3 separate regions of the Homo sapiens genome follow, and regions 1 and 2 are each linked to region 3. The links are chromatin loops, found by intact Hi-C in ENCODE. Cell type or tissue: endothelial cell of umbilical vein. All regions are shown on one strand.

The links. Hi-C counts contacts between places; a loop is a spot of excess contacts. Peaks named below come from ENCODE experiments on the same cell type or tissue, not always from the same donor. Only the 100,000 strongest peaks of a DNase experiment are listed, where the experiment ranks them.
Region 1: a loop joins it to region 3, with 10 times the contacts of the local background. A loop is called at or near these places in 2 of 110 quality-filtered maps.
Region 2: a loop joins it to region 3, with 3 times the contacts of the local background. A loop is called at or near these places in 2 of 110 quality-filtered maps.

What each region holds. Positions count from the first base shown.
Region 1 is chr2:149,795,484-149,803,483 of GRCh38, forward strand. All of the region lies in intron 2 of MMADHC-DT (MMADHC divergent transcript), which reads left to right. The region is part of intron 3 of LINC01931 (long intergenic non-protein coding RNA 1931); the gene reads right to left. Among named protein-coding and RNA genes, the nearest start is that of LINC01931, 60 kb to the right of the region's middle. In endothelial cell of umbilical vein, a CTCF peak has its summit at 4,029; a DNase peak (open chromatin) is centred at 4,028.
Region 2 is chr2:150,619,821-150,627,820 of GRCh38, forward strand. No RefSeq gene overlaps it. Among named protein-coding and RNA genes, the nearest start is that of LINC02612, 5.1 kb to the right of the region's middle. RefSeq lists an enhancer at 432-1,631. In endothelial cell of umbilical vein, no CTCF peak of the experiment used is centred here; DNase peaks (open chromatin) are centred at 321, 781, 2,131 and 4,451; H3K27ac peaks cover 3,784 bases.
Region 3 is chr2:150,137,307-150,145,306 of GRCh38, forward strand. No RefSeq gene overlaps it. Among named protein-coding and RNA genes, the nearest start is that of LINC01818, 28 kb to the right of the region's middle. In endothelial cell of umbilical vein, no CTCF peak of the experiment used is centred here; DNase peaks (open chromatin) are centred at 4,435, 5,445 and 6,025; H3K27ac peaks cover 4,919 bases.

The DNA of each region.
Region 1 (8,000 bases), 340 kb before region 3:
CATTGGTTATTCTAGTTAGCCATTCGTTTAATCTTTTTTTCAAGGTTTTTAACTTCTTTGCAATGGGTTCAAACTTCCTCCTTTAGCTCGGAGAAGTTTGATCGTCTGCAGACTTCTTGTCTCAACTCATCAAAGTCATTCTCTGTCCAGCTTTGTTCCATTGCTGGTGAGGAGCTGTGTTCCTTTGGAGGAGAAGAGGTGCTCTGATTTTAAGAATTTTCAGTTTTTCTGTTTTTTCCCCATCTTTGTGGTTTTATCTACCTTTGGTCTTTGATGATGGTGACGTACAGATGGAGTTTTGGTGTGGATGTCCTTTCTGTTTGTTAGTTTTCCTTTTAACAGTCAGGACCCTCAGCTGCAGGTCTGTTGGATTTTGCTGGAGGTCCACTCCAGACCCTGTTTGCCTGGGTATCAGCAGCGGAGGCTGCAGAACAGAGAATATTGCTGAACAGCAAATGTTGCTGTCTGATCATTCCTCTGGAGGTTTCATCTCAGAGCGGTACCCGGCCGTGTGAGGCATCAGTCTGCCCCTGCTTGGGGGTGCCTCCCAGTTAGGCTACTCAGAGGTCAGGGACCCACTTGAGGAGGCAGTCTGTCTGTTCTCAAATCTCAAACTCCATGCTGGGAGAACCACTACTCTCTTCAAAGCTGTCAGACAGGGACATTTAAGTCTGCAGAGGTTTCTGCTGCCTTCTGTTCAGCTATGCCCTGCCCCCTGAGGTGGAGTCTACAGAGGCAGGCAGGCCTCCTTGAGCTGTGGTGGGCTCCACCCAGTTCAAACTTCCCGGCTGCTTTGTTTACCTACTCAAGCCTCAGCAATGGCAGGTGCCTCTCCCCCAGCCTTGCTGCCACCTTGCAGTTTGATGTCAGACTGCTGTGCTAGCAATGAGCAAGGCTCCGTGGGCGTGGGACCCTCCAAGCCATGTGCGGGATATAATCTCCTGGTGTGCCGTTTGTTAAGACCTTTGGAAAAGCACATTATTAGGGTGGGAGTTACCTGATTTTCCAGGTGCTGTCTGTCACAGCTTTGCTTGGCTATGAAAGGGAATTCCCTGACCCCTTGTGCTTCCCGGGTGACGCCATGCCTCACCCTGCTTTGGCTCATGCTCGATGCGCTGCACCCACTGTCTTGCACCCACTGTCTGACAAGCCCCAGTGAGATGAACCTGGTACCTCAGTTGGAAATGCAGAAATCACCCATCTTCTGCATCACTCACGCTGGGAGCTGTAGCCTGTAGCTGTTCCTATTCAGCCATCTTGGAACTGCCCCTGCTTTCTGCTTTTTGAGAGTAACTCCAAAGTTTGGGCTTACTCATTAAACTCTGTTTTGAAATAATTTTTAAATCTTTAGAAAATGTATTTTCTGTCTTTTCAGGGTATTTGAGAATATGAGTTGTTATATGTACTATCTTTATAAAATATTTATCTTCTTTAATATTCACAGTAACTCTGGATGGTAGATAATATTATCTAGGCTTTCTATAAAACAGAGGATATAGCTCATCCTAAGAGAGAAGAAAGTGACAGATCCAAGATCACACAGCTCATAGACAGCAGAGCATATCTGAAATCCCAGCTGTACTTGATTCTATAGCCCATGATCTTTTCTTGAGCAACAGTCAGGATGGTCTAGTGCCCATTTAGAAGAATGTTTAGTTGAGGTGGGGATCATGCTCTAACGTTTAAGAGACTGTGAAGACATGTTCAGAAATCCTTTCTGACATTACCTGACATAACAAATGTTCACTTATGGCAGATGCATAATTGACTATAAAATGAGTGAGTGCCATTTTGCTACTTGCATGAGTTATGGCAGATCTCCTTAGCAGAACTTGACAGATGTAAGTGAAATCTCAGCTTCCTTTTCTACCCAATTAAAATTCCATGAGCTTTAAAATTTCATAAATAACCCATACTATATTTTTTACATGAATAGGTAGTAAAATTAAAATGGAATTAGAATAGTCTGAAACCCTTGCAAAATAGTAAAAGCTACCCCCAAATATCATTTATAACTTTAAAAATCTCTTGCCAAAAAGTATAGCTGCATGACTCACATTAATAGGTAGTTTTGTATTTCTTATACTTAAAGCTTTCGTGTTATTTATTTATTTATTTATTTATTTTTGAGACAGAGTCTTGCTCTGTCGCCCAGGCTGGAGTGCAATGGCATGATCTCTGCTCACTGGAATCTCTACCTCCCAGGCTCAAGCAATTCTCATGCCTCAGCCTTCCGAGTAGCTGGGATTACAGGCATGCACCACCACATGCATGGCTATTTTTTTTTTTTTTGTATTTTTAGTGGAGACAGGGTTTTGCCATGTTGGCCAGGCTGGTCTCGAACTCCTGGCCTCAAGTGATACACGTGCCTTGGCCTTCCAAAATACTGGGATTACAGATGTGAGCCACTGCACCCAGCCTATCTTCTTTATTGAAAGAAAACTGTACTGTCATTTTAAAATCATTAGACAATTGATTTTTTTTTTTTTTACTCAGAATCTTGTAGAAAAATGGGATCGTAGATAGGATAGGCAAGATAGTCAAGAAAGTTACAACCTTTTATATCTACACATGTCTCAAAGGGCCTAAAGGTTCTCATTAGCCTTTAAATTTACCAGGCAGTCACAAAATTTGTTTGATATAGATTGAACACTGGTTCTTAATAAACGCCATAAAAGAATCTTATGGTTTAGTGTACTCTTTTGACGTCTCTCTCAGAACCTGGGGATTCCTTTGAAGGCTGCTGTTGTTGCTTCTGCTAATACCTCACATGAAATCCTTTGGACAACTGGAGCCATCTAATTCAAAGGAGGCTGAGGGCTATGCCAGAGTTGTTTCTTGACTGGTAAATACCTACTGCCTTGCCTCCAGGAGGGAGATAGCAGCCTGGTACAATTACAGAAACAGGCTGAGGCTAGGTGCACCAGAAATCAATTTCCTGCTTAGCTTCTCTTTTACATCTTACTTCTTTAACTCCCACTGGTCCCCCCAAGAGCATTTTCTTAAAAACAAACAAACAAAAACCAGCCTAAGAATCCTAGCCTCAGGACCTGCTATTAGGGAAGTAGACCTGAGACATGTCACAATTCAATCAACAGGAATTATCTCCCTTGCTTGTGTTTCAAGAGTGTGCTTGTATTGAATTTTGGAATACATTGATGAGTATATATTAATTTAGCTTGCTGGGTGTGTTACTTAACTCTATAGTTCTCTTTTCTTTGCCATCTTCTTCCAGTGGTGGAGGAATACTAGAGTTATCTATTGTAAACATTATAATAAATTTTATTGAACAGTTGATTATTGAAATAAATGACTTATATTATTGATATTTGAGAAAAGTTACTAAAAGTATGATGCATTGGAAGGTCACAATTAATGGTAATCACCTTTTCCCTTCTTGTATGCTTTGGAAATAATTTTATAATCAAGTTTATGTCTTTTTGCTCCAGATTTTATTGTCTCCCACCCATCTCTCCTCTCGGCAGCATCTCACTGTGTTTTATGATTGTCGGTTGTACCAGACTGCAAATACAACAGATATGAAACGGAAACCTATGTTTTTCCCATCTGATATGGACACTGTTAATTCATAAGAAAGCTGTTTTGCCATTATTAGAAAAAAAAAAAAAAAGAAAGCAAACAGCTGGTTTGATGGAAAAGCTGCCCTAATCCCTAGAGAATGGGAAGTTCAGACGTGATATAAACTGACAGAGGGTGAAAAAATAATCTTCAGGCTGATAATTTAGTGCAGCTATCATGGGCAGGACTGGATGGCATTTGCCACAGCAGAGAAAACAGGGTATCCTGTGGTTGTACAGCATACTTAGAAAAGGTGACACTGGGAGATAATAATCAGCTTACCAATGTTTACAGTAATGAAAGAGTGATAAGGAATGGAGAACTGAGATTTTGGAATAAGTTCACATGTAAAGGAGGTTTGCCTGCTTAGAATCTTCCTACAATTATTGTTCTGTCTCAGTTGATATTTTCCTAAACACCAGTAGAGGCCTCCAGACACTTCATTAAGTAAACAAACATACCAAGATGCTAACACCATCCACACACGGGGGAGAGCTGACATCCATCGTGTCCACTGACTCTGTAGAGCGCAAATGAAATCTTTGATGATGATTTCAGTGAGAATCAGCTATAATTAAGGGAGGTGCTAACCTTTGTGGTAAAACCTGCCCAAATATCCGTTAAAAAAATACTTGGTCCAGAATGGAAATAAGTCATGGTAAATATGATTGTTATCTTAGATCACATTTAACCCAATATCATAATATGAGAATTTTTGTTAGGCTTTCTAAAAAGCCTATTTTAGATCACATTTAACCCCATATCATAATATGAGCATTTTTGTGAACAATTTATTGTATTGTTAATAACAAGTTCTCTCAAGCTAACTAATGTGTTCAGCATTGGAATCAAAAGACCAGAAGTGGAGAAGAATCAAAATGAGGTAATGCCAAGACCCCCAGCCTGAGTTATTTAGCAAGTACAACTTTTCTTCAACACATTTTGAACTGAGTATAATCCTAGCAAAAAAGTTTGCTAAATAGTGACTAGCCATGACAACTTTATAGAAAATATAACTAATGTAACTCATAAACAGCCTACTCGTAGTAGTCTAAGGCACCTATTTTATTTGTGTATAAATGCATTTATACGTGTGTTTGCAAATAAGCACCTAGCTCTACATGATGACTGTTGATAAACTAACTACATGTTTTAATGAATAACCACAATGAGAATCATCCAAGTGCTACAACATCCCAGGGTGTCCGCAAATACAGGACAGAGGCTGCCTCCAAGGTAAATCTCCCTCAGATTCTGGGTGTCATTGATAAAATTCTCAAAGCATCAGCCCCTTCATAACTGCTTTAAGAAACTCCAGCAGCTTCTTTATATATTTCCCACTTCTCTGGCTATACCTTTCGCTGACAGTATAAATACATTCATTTTGCTGTCACATTAATTGATTTTAGCTAATTAGGAGCATTTTTTGGCCCTAATTTGATAAGGAAGTGTGAATGCATTTTTTCCCCCACAGCAGGCTTGTTATTTGCTGGAGTATTAGGAGAGTGTTAATTAGGCACAGTTCTTCTGTCACCTTGATGATTTTTAAGCAGCATTTACCCTATAGACTAAACTGATCAGAGAGGAAGCTGGGTTTCAGCCATCGGTGATAAATGTTGAATTAGGTTAGTTACCTGTGGAATAGAAATCTGAAAGAGGGGACTATGTGTATGACAAAGAAATACCATATTTTTTCTTTCTATTCACAAATGTTCCTCATGGCTGACCTCCGCACCCCCACCTGCATTTCAGACCCTCTCAAGAGGCTGCAGGAATCCTCCTCTGTCTTCAGTCATTGAACATTCCCTCAACCCTCCAGCATCCAGTTGGGTGTTCATCCTGACCCTTCTTAATTTTAAAGCAAAAGGCACAGGTTTTGAAAATTCACTGGCCCTAAAGTGTTTGCAGAAGGTCTTTTGAACAGTTTGGACCCTGGGATTTCTTTGTTCAATCACTTCTGCTGCAGGCAAAGCTGGGCCGACTGTCTGCTGTCTGCTTGCAGCAGGGAAGCAAAGGGAAACAAACAACAGAGCAGTTTGAAATTCCTGCTAGGAGCTTGTTTGGAGATGGAGCCTCTACAGTGTCTTTTGTTTATTTGTGGAGCTTTTTGTAGGGAAGAGCTGGGATATGCATAAAAAGGAGCTTGAAACAAGTAACCATTTAGGAAAGGAGGAAAAGATGTTTGACAACAGTATTTTTAATTTTAAGGTGGGGAGAAATGCTCATTTATCTAATGTGAGTCTTCTCTAAAGATACAGTTGCTCTCTGAGGCACGTGCTTTGTTTTTTTCTTACAGCTTTACACTAATCATTTAAACATTTGTCTCCCATCCTGCTTGTGACCAATCTATAAATAATAGAAGTAAATAAAATAACTGAATGTCTTCCAGTTTTTTCATTCTACCATTTGGATTCCGCAAATCAAACCTTGAACGTTAGTCCCACTACCAAAAGACCGATTTGATTGTTACAGTGTTCATTGGAAATATCTGCTGGTGCCTGCTGTTTATAACTATCTTTGAATCATAGAAAATAATAGGATGTAGGGAGGAGCCCTTTAGCAGAATACATGGTTTTCAGAAAGAAGTGATAAAGTGGAAAGAATATGATATTTGGAGATTCTACCCGTCACTTGCTTCTAAACTTCATTACCTGGTCTTAATGAGTCTTAGTTGTTTCCTTTGTAAAATGTAGATAATAATGCCTATCTTCTAGCATAGTTATCTATATTTTTTTGTCATGCAAATTTGTTACATGGGCATATTGCATGATATGGAGTTTTGGGGTACAAATGATCCCATCACCCAGGTACTGAGCTTAGTAACCAATAGTGAGTTTTTCAACCCTTTCCCCCATGTCTCTTTCACCCCTAATAGTCCCCAGTTTCTATTGTTGTCATCTTTATGTCCATTAGTACCCAGTGTTTAGCTCCCTATTAGTAGTGAGAGTATGTGATATTTGGTTTTCTGTTCCTGCATGAATTCGCTTAGGATAAAGGCCTCCAGCTGCATCCATGTTGCTGCTAAGGACATTATTTTATTCTTTTTTATGGCTGTGTAATATTCCACAGTGTATATGTAGCACATTTTCTTCATCTAATCCACCATTGATGGGCACTTAGGTTGATTCTATGTCTTTGTGAATAGTGCTGTGATGAACATACGAGTGCGTGTGCACTTTTTGGTAAAGTGATACGTTTTCTTTTGGATACATACCCAGTAATGAATTGCTGTGCTGAATGATAGTTCTGTTTCAGTTTCTTTGAGAAATTTCCAAACTGCTTTTCACAGTGGCTAAACTAATTTACATTCCCAACAACATATAAGCATTCCCTTTTCTCTGTTGCCTCACCAGCATCTGTAATTTTTTGACTTTTTAATCCTAACCCATTCTGATTGGTTTGAGATGGTATCTTGTTGTGGTTTTGATTTGCATTTCTCTGATGATTAGTGATGTTGAGCATTTTTTCATGTTGTTAGCTTCTTTTATGTCTTTTGAGAAGCATCTGGTCACGTCTTTTGCCCAATTTTTTAAGGGGGTTGTTTCTTGCTTGTCCAATTGCTTACATTCCTTATAGATTCTAGATATTAGGCCTTCATCAGATGTGTAGTTTGCAAATATTTTCTTCCATTCTGTAGGTTGTCTGTTCACTCTGTTGATAGGTGTTTTTTTTTTTTTTTTTTTTTTTTTGAGATAGAGTCTCACTCTGTCACCCAGGCTGGAGTGCAGTGGTGAGATCTCCACTTACTGCAAGCTCTGCCTCCTGGGTTCAGGCCATTCTCCTGCCTCAGCCTCCCTAGTAGCTGGGACTACAGGCACCCGCCACAATGCCCGGCTAATTTTTTTGTATTTTTAGTAGAGACAAGGTTTCACCATTTAGCCAGGGTGTTCTCGATCTCCTGACCTGGTGATCCACCTGACTTGGCCTCCCAAAGTGCTGGGATTACAGGCATGAGCCACTGCGCCTGGCCAATAGTCCCCCCCACCAGCCTCCTCCTGCAGAAGTGCTTTAGTTTAATTGGATTCTACTTGTCAATTATTGTTTTTGTTGCAATTGTTTTTGAGGACTTCCAACGCCAGTGTCCAAAATGGTGTTTCCTAGGTTTTCTCCTAAGATTCTTATAGTTTGAGGACTTACGTTTAAATCTTTAATCCATCTTGAGTTAATTTTTTTTATATGGTGAAAATAGGTGTCCAGTTTCATTCTGCATATGGCTACCCAGGTATCCCAGCACTATTTATTGAATAGGGAGTCTTTTTCCCATTCTTATTCTTGGTGACTGTCAAAGATCAGATGACTGTAGGTGTGCAGCTTTATTTCTGGATTCTCCTGGCACTTCTTAATTTTAAAACAAAAGTCACAACCATTTAACACTGGTTGTCAAGGAGTAGGTAATCAATAAACATTTGCATGTGTAGCAT
Region 2 (8,000 bases), 480 kb after region 3:
CGGACACATTCTCCAAGAGTTTTCCAATAAAGCAGATTTCGGCATTGCTGCTTCTTAGTGAGGTCCTGAAAAAACTGCAATGAAAAGGAAGATAACTTCCTTCCAAATATGCATCTCTGTATTATATGGAAATAAACAATAAAACATGTGATATGATATTTTTATTACCTGAATTATGTATTTTGAGGTCCAAAGACTGAAAAAGATGTTCCATTTTTTTTCTTCCAACTTGCTTGGAGGCAAATGTCCTTTAAAATTTGCACATCATGAGAATGGAATGTGCTCAGAGATCAGCTGAAAGTTTTTTTTAAAAAGTGAGGGCTTTGCAGCTGTGGCTGTGTGCTTAGGCTCGGCAGGAGAGGACAGGTCCCCTTCTGGTCATCCTACGAGGAGTTTTGACAAGCTCACCAGGAAATACAGACAATGCTGTCTGTCCTGACAAAGCCCCATGTGGGCTCTAAGCCAAACAAATGCAGGTGTATTATAATAATAATATCTTTTCTAGTACAATATAATCTGTTTCCCACTAAAATCTTTTGAACTAGACAGAAAAGATAATTATCCCCAGGTTATAGACAAGAAAGCCAAACGTTAGTGAGGTTTAGTGGCTTGGAAGTTTCTACAGTAGAAAGAGGTTCAATTGGAAGTAGGACCTAGTATCAGATTCCCTATAGATGTCAAAGGATATAAATGTTTGCAGTCTTATTATTTCCTGGCTTTTTGACCCTCTGCAAGTTTCTCAAGCTCTGAGTTTGACCAGCTTCTTCAATAACATAGAATAAAAGTCTCTCACATGGTTACTCTAAGGGTGAAATAACATATGAAAATAGTTTTATCAACAGCAAAGTAGTATTCAGAGTTCATGTCTCCTTAATCTTTTATTCCTCTCCAAACAGAAACTATAGTTTCCCAGAAGCATACACTTACAACAACACAGATACACAATTCTTTATATACAATTCTGAAATCCCCAAGAATCTAAATCCAAAAGTATTTGTAACTCATTTAGAGGCAAAATCTTCTCTGAACTGACAGGCCTATGTATTACCTTGTTTTTCTTTATTTAGTATGAATATTCATTTGTTTCACAGCAGAAATATCAATGTAATTGCAAGGTCATGAGTTGCTGACTCATACCTGTAGGAGGTATTCTGCAATAATTGCTAACATAACATTTTATCTTTATTGGGATTACCAAACATCCTGTATCCCAATAAATATCTTGTCTTAGGGATTTTGGAGACTTGTAACATGAGGCTTGTGACATAGAATCCGATTGACCCAGCTTCGAGATCATCTGACGATGCGATGCTGCAGTTCTAGGTGAAGATTGTTTGGTTCTCACAGGCTGAGTGGTTCTGGGGTCAGCCATAGGTTGGGTCTACTCCAAAGCAGACTCGGGACAGCCTTGGAGATGCCAAACACTTCCCGTCCTGAGCTTAACCTTGATTCCTGTGGCCCTTAGAATGATTATTCTTACAGCAACACACCCAAGTGCTAGAACCAGTAGCCACGTTAAAAAATGGATGAGCACTGGCCAATTCGATCTGAGTTTGAATCCCTGACCTATCACTTACCAGTTCTGTACCCTTGACAGGTTTATCAAGTTTTTTAAACTTCAGCTTCTCATCCTTAAAGTGGGAATTTTAATAGCGTTTTTGAGGGCTGTGTAAGTTTTAAATGGCACAGCATATGTAAAAGGGCTTTCTGTGGTGACTTATTCCTACTAAATGTTCAGTAAAAGTCAGATTATTTTCCCCTTTCATTTGTTGGCATTTCCGTACTATTTCCATCAACAGAAATCTCTACCATAAGGCTATTTGTGAAGATTTTCTTCAAATAACTGATTTATTGTGGTGGTGGTTGTTAATTAAAATAACTGATGATTGTTATTGTTTTTTTATTTCTGAATCTCAGTCTGGATCTGTGCCATCTTAAAGTCCAGAAAGTTGAATTGGTTTAATTCCAATAGTATTCTGCCAAGATTTTTTTTAAGAAAACAAACTCTGTTAATAATGTATGAGGTTTATAATGCACATGTATCACAGTTTACAGGAAACAGAGAAAAATACCCCTAAGTGGTAAAGTGTGTTTATTGTAGGTCAACTAATCACATTTCTTAAACCTGGAATATATGAAATTTGATGCTTGGCTGTAGTCTGTGAAGAACTGCTGGGCATGGACTGTACCTTGGCTGTGATTCATTCTGATCTTATGAAGGCTGGAGCTCATGACTATAGAGTATGAGGCTGGCATGACTAATTCCCTTATAATTATCAAAAGGTCTTGAGTCAAAAAGTTATCTCCCGAGTTTGATCACAAGTCGTAAATGCACAAGGAGAGATTCCCTCCAGTGTTCAAGTTTCTCTCTGCTGCTGACTTGGGCGGCATGGGAGCCCCTTCTTAGGCCACCAGAGAGCCTCACGGTGAGGTGCTGGATGATACTCTCAGACCCTTCTCCTCAAGTAAAGGAGGACATGCTACACAAGGAAGGATTGCAAGTTTATGGAGGTGGCTTTATAGGTCAGTGGGGAAAGGAAGGACAATTTAATAAACAGTCATAGGACAGATAGACATTATAAAATAAAATAAGCCTCCCTAATTTGGATCTGAGGAAATCAATGCCAGGTGATGTGAAGACTTGAACAGAAAAAAATTTATAAGAAAATACGATATGACTTTAGGAGAGTGATACAATTTAGACGTTTGCTCCTTTTGAGTCTCATGGTGAAATGTAATCCCCAGTGTTGGAGGTAGGGCCTGGTGGGAGATGCCTGGTCATGGGGGCAGATCCCTCATGAATGGGGGTTGGTGCTGTCTTCGCACAAATTAGAGTTCTCTCTCTAATTTCACATGAGATCTGGTTGTTGAAGTGTGTGGCACCTCTCCCCTCACTCTCGCTCCCTCTCACCATGTGACATGCCTGCTCCTGCTTCACTTTCTGCCATAAAAGTTTCCTGAGGCCTCACCAGAAGCTAAGCAGATGCTGTGCCATGCTTCCTGTACAGCCTGCAGAACCATGAGCCAATTATACCTCTCCTTTATAAATTACCCAGGCTTACATAATGCTTTATAGCAATGCAGAAACAGCCTAATACAGATAGGGAAGGAGTCTTTAAAAAGACAAAAATGCACAAATCATGAAAAGAAAATGTGGCCAAATTTTACTAAATGAAAGTTAAAACTTCTGTAGAACAAAAGGTACCAAAAGTTACCATAACACTATTTTTATAAAAGTTGGAAATGTGCAAAATAAGTCTATATATTATTTTTTATATTATGTATATAACATGTATGTATGTGGGATGTGTGTATATATGTATGTATATATAAATATATATATAAACAGCATAAAATACGCTTAAGAAAAACATGCATTAAAATTCAGAAATTACTGGAGTTACCTCCAAAAACACAGTGAAGGAAATGAGAGAAGAGAGTGATACATAGGGGGCTTCAACTGTATCTGTAACATTTTATTTCTTTAAAATTTTCTTTCTTGGCTGGGCACAGTGGCTTATGCCTGTAATCCCAGCACTTTGGGAGGCCGAGGTGTGTGGATCACCTGAGGTTGGGAGTTCGAGACCAGCCTCACCAACATGGAGAAACCTTGTCTCTACTAAAAATACAAAATTAGCTGGGTGTGGTGGTGCATGCCTGTAATCCCAGCTACTTGGGAGGGTGAGGCAGGAGAATCGTTTGAACCCAGGAGGCAGAGGTTGCAGCCAGCCAAGATCGTGCCACCGCACTCCAGCCTGGGCGACAGAACTAGATTCCATCAAAAAAAAAAAAAAAAATCTTTCTTTAAAAAATGACACACATATGGCAGATGTCTTAGTATCAAAAATATGCACAGTGGATACACAGGTGTTTGTTATTTTAGTAATTCTTCTATGCTTGAAAGATTCTATATTTAATGTAAAAAATACTATTCACTTGATAAACAATTCACTATAGGCAAACATTTGGAAGAACTAGCAAGCTTCAGAGTCCCCGGGCCTTTTGCCTTTCCTACAACATGGATCAAAGACTGCTTGCTTCTCTGTCACCTCACTTATTTTTCCTAAGTTTGACTTGAGAGAAAAAGTGAAAAGTTTTCCACCAATGGACTGCAGTTGTCCTCTGCCATCAGAGTAGCACAGTTTTCGCCTCCTTGCAGCTGTCTTGTATGGCTCTATAATATGTGTGTTGTTTCCCTTCCTGCTCCAATCCCCACATCCGGGAAGGGCTACAGTTTCCTCCTCTGGGTTCTGGGATGTGCTGAGGCATAGCAGAGCGGGTGACTGTCATTGAAACTTGGCTGCAGCTGCTGCTGCTTCTGACACTGGAGAATGTGCACTTTAGCATCATGTCCCACTCTCTGATGCTAAACAGCCCTTTTCAGTCTTTTAATAGATTCTTGGGGGAAGAGGAAGTGGAGGCTGAGGTTAGCTTTGTTCGCTTGTGTGCCTGTCTCAGTCAGATTGGCATCTGGCGCAAAGCCTACTGTTTAGTCAGATGGTATTGTTTTATGTTATACACACAGACACAGACACACACACACACACACACACACACACAGCACGAGCTCAAACCATATGTCTCTATGTCTTCAAGTTACGTTGCACTGACCAAAATCATATTTATCACACACTGAGGTATAAATTCAAAATACATGTTCTTTGGCGTCTGTAACCATGACAAGTGAGGTTCTGTTTTTTCAAGATGGCAGTGGGTTGGAGGTAATAGAGAAAACTCCCTCCAACTGATCTCTACTCTCCTTAGTGAAAAGAATGCATAGAATGTGATGAGAGGATCAGTTCAACCAATTATCCCACACAGAGAATTTTCAATCTTTCTAGGGAAGCCTCAGTAGACAATTAATGTTAATCAGAATTCCCAAATCTTTTCCACCCAGACTCCTAAAGATGGCTAGAATTCATCTAGAATTCATGTGAAACCCTGCCTTCTTATTCCATCTGGACATGGTTTTCTTCCAGCTGAAAGCTTCCCAGAGCCCCTTAAGACCTGCCTTCACTTTCTAGAGTGAGTTTAGAAACTTCAGAACTATGAAAACAGAGGTCAGCAAACTATGCCCCCATGGACCAAATCCAACCAGCTTCCTGTTTTTGTAAATAAAGTTTTACTGAAACAAAGCAATGCCCACCTGCCTTTTTTTTTGTTTTGTTTTCCAGCAAATTGTCCATGGCTATTTTCATACTACAATGGCAATGTTGAGTATTGCCAGCAGAGGACATTTTGCCCACAAAGCCCAAAATATTTACTTATGTGGCCCTTTACTAAAAACATGTGCAAGTCCCTGGGAAATAGAATCCTATGTCCTGAATGACTGATTGAATTAAACCAAGAAATAACAGGTCAAAAATATGGTCATATTCAATTCATACCAGGTTCATACCAGGGAGCAGTGAAACTAGCGGCCAAATGTCCCACCTCAATTAATTCTTATTCAAATATTACAAAATCAAAGAAGTTTTCTCCAAAAAGTAGGCCTGCCATTGATTAGAAATTATACCCTGCTGCCCTATTATCACTCTCCTCAACACAAACTATGGAGTAGCACAGGGCTTTAGTTTCTCTGTGACTCATCCTCTTTGCTCAAGCTGACATTGCTCCCCATACTTGTCACCCCACACCTGATAGCCAGGCACCAAGATGACCATAACATTGGCATAGCCAAGAGTGCCTGGGGATGTAATGACACACAGTGAATTAAATGTCCTAGAAAGGAAAACACTAACAAGCTTCCTCATGCTCTGGGTCATATATTCATCACCAGCATGTGACTACTATTGTTCCTTTTGTCTTAGAAGAAAAGTCATGCAGAGGCTGACTAGGCATAAAAGGCAGATTTTATATATATTTACTTAATAGCTCTATGAGTTCCAAAACCGCCTGAATAATTCAATCCACAGGAAAAGGACCATTCCAAAGAACTCCCAACCATGACTTACTAGAGTTAATGATGTTGGTTTCCAGAAAGTTTGTAACTCCTGATATTATATGCATAATAATATATTTGGTGAAGTTAGTTACCCTAAGAAAATCTGCTCTGGGTACTTTTTTTTAGAGCTGTCTGCTTTGTGGTGACTGGACTGAGAGCCAAGAGACTGAAAACCATGTGACTCAGGGCAAATCACTCAACCTCCCGGTTTTGACTGGACTCTAGAAATGAGGAGTTTAGACAAATAACAAGAAAATCACCCTCCTAGCTTACAAAGCACTTTTCTAAATGTTATCGTATGATTTTTAGATGAGTTGTATATCTCCAACATACATAAATGCCACTGAAAATGCTGAAACCAGCTTGGCAATTCTTCAATAGTCTAGAAAAAGCAGGTCAAAGTGTGCAGTAGTTTGAATGTCCCCTCCAAAACTCATGTTGAAATGTAATTGCCATTGTGATGGTATTATGAGGCAGAACCTTTAAGAGGTGATTAGGTCATGAGAGCTTCAACTTTCTGAAAGCATTAGCGCCCTTATCATGAGAGTGGGTTAGTTATCACGGGGGTGGGCTCAGGATAAAAGGATGAACTTGGCTTGATTTCCTCTGTGTTTCGTGTGTTGGCTGTGTGATGCGTTCTGTCATGTTATGACACAGGAAGAAGACCCTCACCAGATGTGACCCTTCAGTCTTGGACTTCCCAGGCTCCAGAACCATGAGACAAATATCTCTGTTTTTTTTTGTTTTGTTTTGTCTTTGTTTTTGTTTTTTTGTAAATTCTCCTCTGTGGTATTCTGTTATAGCAGCACAAACAGACTAAGACAAATTGTGATTCTCATTTTTCCACCATGACCTTCTTTATAACAAAGACATTGCTCAAGAAATAGAGTATTTTAAGGGTTTGAATTTCTTTTTCCAGTGCTCACCTATGCCCACTTCTTACCTAGTCCTCTTCAGATACTTTTTCTAGGTAACTGGCCTCAGTTGTGCCATAGGCCTAAGATTAGAACAAAGCCAAGAAACGCTAACAGGTAACATAAAAAATGCAAGCCTGTGTGCACCAGCATCACTCAACTAAAGCCTGATCTTTAGAACTAGAAAATATCCAGTGAGACATTGTGGCATTCGTGTGTCTTGGGTGTATTCCTCTCCTTCCACTAGTGATGCTCAGTTAAGTTTGTGGGGAGTGTTTTGCCAGACTGAGCTCCTTTCTTTCCCAGGCATCTGTGCTAATCCTGGTGGAGTCCTTGTGCTGAAAACCTCAGACTCTGGTCTTTGTTTTCAGAATTCCTATGCAGAGGAAATTCTCTGTTTCTGACTGTGTGTGCACAAGGGCACAGTTTTGTGGATTACAGTGTGTATTTGCAGGGGCAAGGTTTTGCAGTGTATGTATTTGTACCATGGTAAAGCAGTGGATGGAATGTGGAAGGGTTAGGACACATTTTCTTGAGGTCTTTCCAAGTTGCTAAATGTTTTCTGTAAAGCTCAAGAGTACAATCAGGCTTGGATTTCCTCTTCTGACATTCTCAGCTGGTGGCATTTGTACCTCTGGGAGTGCACTGGAGCGACTGGAACTGAATGGTTGGCATAAAAAACTTCTGGGACAATGGGTAAAGAAAGATGCATGATCTGTCTGCCCAGTAGCTGAGAGTTTGGTGTGAAAAGAAAACAAAATCAACTTCCAACTCAGTTTCTTGCCCAGTTACATTCTGCTAGTCAATCAAGTCATCCAATCACAAATGCTTAGGAATTTTAATGTGATTCTGGTGGTTTGGAAATTAAGTACACAGGCCAAACATCAGAAGGCTTGGTGGGATGCTCAGGCCTAGGTAAAAACAAGAATTAAACTAGAAAAACATTAATTGTTATAGTATCTCTTCCTGATGGGTTAGTTTATCTTATATGCCCTGAAAAAGAAAAAATGTTGCATTTGAGTAAGAAAATAAACTGAAGTGCCCATGTGTCTGACAAACATCTATTTTTAGGACATTTTTGAGGTCTTAAAAAAGAATGTTAGTAGCATGGAAAGATTTTTCAAGAACAACATTTAAGTTGA
Region 3 (8,000 bases):
TTAACATTTTACTATGGCTTGAGATGATCTGAAGTGAACTGCAATGGAAAAAAACAAAATTAAAAATTCACTACTCACATAGAATACAACCTTATATTCTTGCCCCAAAAGATTTCCTACCATCTCTCTTTTAAGCCTCCTCACTCCACCCCATCCCCTGCTTTCAGCTTGCACCATGTTCCAGGAATCAGGTCATCTGCCAAGTCTATAGGAATTACAGAAACAAACCAGTGAGTTGTCTGCAAACATCTTGCCCCAGGTGGTGCCCCAACCCAATGGAATGAGATGGACTGCGGTGATGAATGGACACATGAGTTAACCATGAGAGAAACTGACTTATAACTGCTGAATTCTTCTCCGGGGATATCCTAGGAGGACATGCTTGTCTCAGAGTAATGCTGGGCTCAGGAAAATGGACATCTTCCAGGGTCCATTTCTGAAATACATGCAGTTGAGAGAAAAAAAAATGTTTCTCATGGCAAACCTTTTCTCAAAAGCACTGTCTACATCATCCTCTGTTTCTGCTCAGTTTTTCCTGTTCGCACGGTTCTCAGAGACAAGCACACAGCCATTCACTTATTTATTTCATTCAGTAATTATTTACTAAGTACTTCTTGTATACTGGGTGCAGTGCTAGTTGTTAAGGACACAGGATTCAAATAACATCTTTGGTTCCTCCCTAAGGACCTCAGTTAGCAGAGGTTAGGTGATACACAACTAGAAGCAACGCTTAAATATAAAAATTGCAAACTGTGCTCAGTGCTATAAAGAAAAGCGACATGACTTTCTGAGAGTCATTGAAAACTGTCTTTTAGGTTAGGGGCAAGAAAACACTTTATGGAGAGGTGATGTTTACACTGAGAAAGAAGAATGAGAAAGAACTAGCCAAGTGAAGACAATATGTAAGTATGGGCACGAGTGTGGGATGGAAGTGGGGTGGGAGGAGAGAAAAAGAAGATGAAAAACATTCATATCAAAGAAACACTGTGTGCAAAAGGCCTTAAGGGCATTTTACAGGAGCTCAAAGAAGCAGCAGCAACAACAACCAAAACCAGCCAACAACAAACTCAGACACCTGGAAGCAGTGATGCAGAGAGCGGAGGAGATGAGATTGGAGGGCAGCCAGGGACCATTTCTTAAAGGCGTTCATTGTAAGCCCTAATAATGCATTCCATTGCCCTCTTATTTTAAGTGTAAAGGTGAGATTAAGGATGAAGGGGATGAAATGATCAGTGTTGTAGTTTTTAAAAGATGACTCTGTAGAGATAATGAATTGGTGAAAGTAGAAGCGGGGAGATCATTACTGGAGTCGTCCAGGTGAAAGATAATCATGGTGAAAGCAGAAAAAATGAAGAAAAATGAAAAGGCTCGGGATAAATTATGGAAGAATAGCAAGAGTGAAAAACAAGAAATCAATGACTCCCAGAGGGTCACAAGAGAACCTTCTGGCATCTTGGAAATGATCCAGGTGGTTACACGGTGTATTCATAAGTAGAAGTTGGTTGAACTGTACACATCAGATGCATGTGCTTTATGCTCTTTTTGCTCTGTGGGCTATACAATACTGGAACAAAAATGTTTAAATAAACTTTCTGGCTTGGCAACTGTGTGGGTATCAGTGCCTTTTTCTCAGCTGGGAAAGCCTAGGGGAGGAGGTGAGGGCAAGGAATCAAGAGACCCATTTTGGTGTGTGGGCACTGAGGTCCCTGAGTGTCACCCAAGTAGACATGCCACATGGGCAGCTGTGTTTATGCATCTGGGACTGAGAGGAGAGACCTGGGGATAAATATCATGGACCCTTCTCATTTTCAGAATTTACTGCTCCATTCTGAGGGAAATCAGATAGGAAATAATAAACACACCTTCTGAGGAAACAAATTGTGGGAAGTTAAACAGGCTCATAAAATCTTAAGAAGTTTTTACACAGACTGTCTTTCGTTTCTATTGAAATTCCAAAGGCCTGATGGTAACCAGAAGCACTATTAGGCTTTCACTCTATGGAATATTTCTGAAGTTCTGGCAGCAGAGAAGATATCCATAAAAATGATTTCCTAAAAATCATGATTGCCCTAGATTTTATTATTGTTCAAAATCTTTCACAGAACTGCAATACAACTGCTTATGTTGGTGATTTTGAAGTGATTAGATAAAATATGGGCATCTATGCCTTCCAAACTTTTGGAAAAAGTAACCAGAAGGAAAGACTCAAATCAAGCATTTTAATACCTAAAGGGTATGGTAAGTTACAATGTTGACTTTGTTAATTTAGTATATACTAGTCAGCAATCAGTGACAACATATCTGCACCCGTATGTCCCAAAGTCACACTCTTTTCCTGGACTTGGAATTATAACAAGAGGAATTGCAATTATCCAGGTAATTAAAACAAAATTACTATGTGTTTTATTCTTGTAAATACATTAGATAACCATTTTCTCTGAAATCGACTAAATCATTTAGTGTCTTCATTATATATTGCTCTGCCTCCTTGATCCTTTTTTATTTTGAGATGAATGAATCTCAGATGATACAATGAAAACAAAAATAAAAGTAGATATATACGCTTGTGTTCTACCCATTCTCATACACACACACATGCACGCACACACAGAACCTTTGCTATTGACATGCAAATGCAACTGTTGTGGGGCGATGTTTACTATAAAGAATAGTTAAGAAATATAAACCCCACTAGGAATCTGCTCCATGAAGAAATATGTTTAGAAACAGATCTGCCACCCACTGAATAGAATACATGTCCAATCTGAAGGTTCATTATAATTATTTCAGAATGAGTTGACAGCAAACTGCATTGAAAGTCAAACACAACATTTAATCTGCCTCCAAGTTAATCATGGCGGGAGTCACACAGTGATTTCTGTGGGGCTGGGAGGATAATTTTCTGGACTATCACCATCCAGTTTACACCAAGTCACTGGAGATACAAAAACATTTTTGAGTCCCCTACATCCCAATAAATTATACAAATTGTCTGTCAAAAGCAAGTTTGATTTAGTAGGCACTAGTGCTAAGCAAGACACCCAGGGGAGCAAACCAGAAACCACTGATAGAAAATACAGAAAGCCTGGAGGGCACAAATGCAATGGGAAAAGATGCAACCGCCATATGGCACAATATAGCTCATGTGACAGTCATTTCTTTATGTGTACTTATGTTGTAAGCACGCCTTAAAAATTCAGTCCAGACTCTTTTAGGGAAGGCGGCAAAAATAATGTAGATATTCAGCGCTTAGAATAGAAGGAGGCATGGACCAGGGTTTGCAATGGCAAAGTGATAATTGAGTTACAGATTACAGAGGTAATCAACATCTACATTCTACATTCTAAATAGCTGTTAATGTTCTAAGCATTAGAACTAAACTAAAAGCAGCAAAAAAAAAAAAAAAAAAAAATCCAGATTCAGTTTATTTGTGGGAGAAAGATGAACAAGTTAATATCAGTGGCTAAACAAAAAGCTAGTACCATGTAGGAATTGCTGAGCAATTTGGCTGGAGTCAGAGACTGCTGTGGAATGAAACCAGGCTCAACCTCTTCCTAATTTCCTAGCTGTGGGAAAACCATGGCAAGTCTCTGTGCCTTCATTTCCTGGTATGTAAAATAGGAATAATAATGGACCTTTCTCATAAGGTTATCTTGAGGATTAAATGAGTTAATTCTTGTTAAACCACTGACAATGCTTGTTAAATAAGTAAGCTCTTAATAAATGTTAGCTACTGTGATTTGCAGATGATGAAACAGCTCAATAAGACGTTTTCCTCTAATCATTATTCTCATGCACTTATTTCATGTTTCACAAGAAGGCAAGAAGTAATTTATGAAAGTTTGTTCACATCCTTACTTGCCTCATTTTCTACTAAAAAGCAAAGGTGACCATATCCTCAGACAATCTTATTCCTTCTTTTTGTTCAATGAACTTGGAGGAACTCTGGCAGTGGCAGTGTCTTTGCTGTCTCAATCAGAAGCTAACGTTCTAGAGATATGCAAATATTTAGTACAAGAGTGTTTTTACAAATTATGTACTAGGCTGCATGTGGGAGTACAATGCACAATAAAACTAGGTCCCCGCCCTCAGGCTGTTACAATAAATTTCCTGGCAGATATTTGGATCCCAGGCAGAGTAGGTGGGTAAGAAGTAGGCAGGTGCCAGGCTGTGCTGCCTGACATGCAATGCATGCTCAGTAAACACTCTCTCTTCTCAGTCTTATTTTCACAATGTTTAAAAACTCTCTAGAATGTCTTTCAATTTTTCAGCCCTTCACAGTTGGATTATGGAAAAAGTAAATCAAGATTTTCCAGTGTGTATTCTCATGCTTAAGCTCTATCACTTACTGTTTTCATGAATTAAAAACAAAATTCTATTTTTCATTGTATTAAAGACTTCCGTTGGTGGTTCACCACACAGAGAGGAAATGAGATGCATCTATGGCCCATTATGTCATTTTATGGCTATTTTTTGCTCGTATAAGAATATTCCCCATAGGATGATTGCTTATCTAACTGTAACTGACTCATGTCATGATGCTTCCTGCCCTAGCTTTAAAAGTTTAAATGATGTCAGATTTTATGATTGAAGACTTTTACCAATAATGAATCTAGTTTGTAATAGAAACTGACAATTTTTAGTCCTGCAAAACTTACCTCTACATGGCACAAAAAATACAGAAACATAAGTAGAAATCAAATTGTAAAATGCGTCCCTGCTGTCTCAATCTGGAACTAACATTTCATATTGTCAGAATATCAAAAAGCTTCCGTTCACAATCATTTGTCTATTTCAGGATATCATAAATGTTTGCTATTACATAGATCAGCATCAAAACCACACTTTAGAAATTTCTTAACAATGAACATTGCAAAGCATAATTCTAACAAGAACTGAATGAATATTGATTGTTACAATAAAATATTTTATTTAAACATTGTATGCACTTGGTGCTTTAAATTGTAAAAGTTATAATTGTTAGATTAAATTAATATTTTGTTATAAAAATTCCCAAAATATGATACATTTATTTTTGAAATGGAGTTTGATCACATGAAGTAAGACTATCATCCTTGATTTTCTATTATTTTATGTCTAATGTCATAGTCCATTTATATTTTTGACCTCATATAATTCATTCATTCATTAATTCAGTAGATATAGTTATTATCTGCTCTATATAAGGCACTGCAGTGGGATCCGAATTGTAGAAGAGAACAAAGCTGACAAAATTCTCTGCCCACCTGAAGCTGCCATCCTAATTTCTCAAACAGCTCTAAATCCCACAAGAAACACAAACATTACTCTGTTATCAGGGATGGTAAAGAGTAGTCAGGATAAAAACATTAACAAACATTTTATGCATTGTCATGGCAATATCATAGAAACAAAAAATGATTCATAATAGAAACATTCTTCATCTATTGAACACATAGTATGTATAGGTCATGAGCTAAGCATTTTATGGGCATTACCCTGTTAACCTCAAAATCTGATGAGTTGTACCATAACTATTTCCATTTTACATATAAGGAAAGCATGTTTCATTCAAGATGACACAGCTTTTAAATGATAGGTCTTCATTTCAATATAGGTCTGGGGTCCAAGTCTGTGTTCTTAAACATTATGTTCAATAAATTCTGGGTTATGCGAGAGGCAGTTGTAATATAATAAATTTCTAGAAAATTAAGCCCATCTAGATTTAGGGCTGATGAGATATTGAAAAAACAATAAGTGTTCAGCAACTCTATTAGAAAGTCTGGCCATAAGGCTGTAGAATTAGCATTTGCACAAGGAACTAAGAGTGGTGCTTCACAATCTTACCGATACATGTGATCGTAATACTTAACACGTGGAAAAGTTGAGTGGCCCAAAAGGTAAGCATTGTTCAAGAGGACCAAAAGAGGATGCAACATTCCTAAGCTCTGTTTCACTTTTGATTTTCACCATTCTATTGCATTAATTCATGACGTTTTGAGTCATTCAGAGGTCATCTGATTAGAGAGTTGCTTTCTTATAACTTTTCCAGACAACTCGCATTATGTATTTGTAGCTGATTCCCTGTGGAAAGAAGTATGAAAATAACCTCATTCTTTTCAAGTCTGAGAAAAGATGCCAAATGAAGGAGGTCAGTAACACACACGACATGGGACAGCTGGGAAACAGGGGACAGGTGCTTTGTGAGTCAGTAGTAGCTGGATTCCGCTCAAGGGTTGCATTCTTCAAGATGTCTAAATATTTGCATCAAGATGAGTGTATTTAATTTGGAAACCATATAAATTAATACAGATCACACATACAAATTAATGCAAATTCAGTGCTCATTTTGAACACTTTTAACAAACCTCTTAATAAAGTCAACTAAAATTCTGGATAATTTAAAAAACAAAACAAAAAAACCTTATGAAGCAGCATGAAAGCAAGAAAACTATGGGTATCAAAAACAAAGAGAAGTCAGGGATCCTGGGAGTTGTTCAAACACCAAAGTTGTCTTTTCTCCTAAGAGCAGAAACTGGGAGATTGGAGACTTTCATTGTAATGGCTGCAGAGAGCACAGAGATCAAGAGATAAGACTTAGGGTTGAGATTGTTACTCTCTACTCCCAGACTATTACTACAGACACAGAGAGTTCCCAGTATTCTGGTCTTGCCGTTCCCTTCCCCAAATAAGTTCAAGCTATAGCCGGATAGCAAAGAGGAGAGTGTGGAGAACAGTGTATGTGGGTCTGGGATTTGTCTTTTCCTTCCTCTCATCTAGATGGATAAAGAACTACCTAGATTTGTAATCTCACCTTCCCCTCCCTTGGGGTCACACAAAAGCCCATCAAGCTTTCTGACAAATGCACTGCTGAAAGCACATTCATAACCCTGTCCAGAAGTGAGCACAAGAATGCACATTCATGCACAATGGATTTGCTCTTGTCTTCCCAAAATCCCAGAGACAAGCCTGGGTGCTTGTCATTTGCTGATTGGAACAAAGGCAGCTACATGAAGGGTGCGCTGATTGTTGTTTATTTGCATGCTGGGCAGTGTTTCCATCATGGTCTATATTTCCTTGGACAACGCCCTCAAATTCCTAGTGAAGTTAGTTTTAGGACTTCTGTAATTTGCTCTAGCCCTCACTTTAGGTCTTTGGACTCTCTCTCCTTCCTTTGCAGATGGAAAGGCAGAGAGGACCAGAGACTGCCAGTAACACTATCTCAGGCCACTTACTTACTCTGGGCTAACACTGCTAGGTCCCAAACACATGTGGCAGGTACTATCATCCCCATTTTGTGAATGTTAAAACTGAGGTTCAGAGAGGTCTAGGAACCCACCAAAGTCACACAGCTAATAGGTAACTCAGGATTCAAATGTTGCTCTGTCTGACCCTACTGCCAGCTCCTTAGAGCTCCCTCACACAGCCTCTGCCTTTGTGGTGGCCGCATTATCAGCTGCTCAGTTCAGGAACTGGCAGTGAGGCTTCTAGAAGCTATGAAGAGTAGCTGTTCCCAGTGTCAATATCCCAGCAACCTGCCTCATGATTCAATTATGGCAAGAGTCTCAATCAAGCTAGGACTTTTAATTGGGCAGACTCAAAGCATTTAGAACACTTTAAAAAAATAAGATTCTTAAAATTCTCAAGTTTTATTGTTTCTGTTTTATTATTCCTTTAGCACTAGATGTCTTATAAAATTAGCTCAGTTATAATGATCACAAGAAAAATACTTTTAATTTCGTTGAATAAGGACCATGTATAGTAGGGTGAGTAATCTCTAAGTCTTCATGCTCTCCCAGAATACAAGATTACTCATGATTCATAGGGACTGTAACACAGGGTCCTTGGGATCTTATGAATAAATCAGTTTCTTTTTCTGAGTGTGTTAATATTCAACTCTTATTGAGAAGGTCAGTTCTCTCTCTGCAGCCATTAGCTTCTTAAGGCCATGGAGCACATTTCTGGAAGCCTACTTACTTTTACCCATCACCTTTTTTCAAAAAACCTGAAACTGGCTCGAA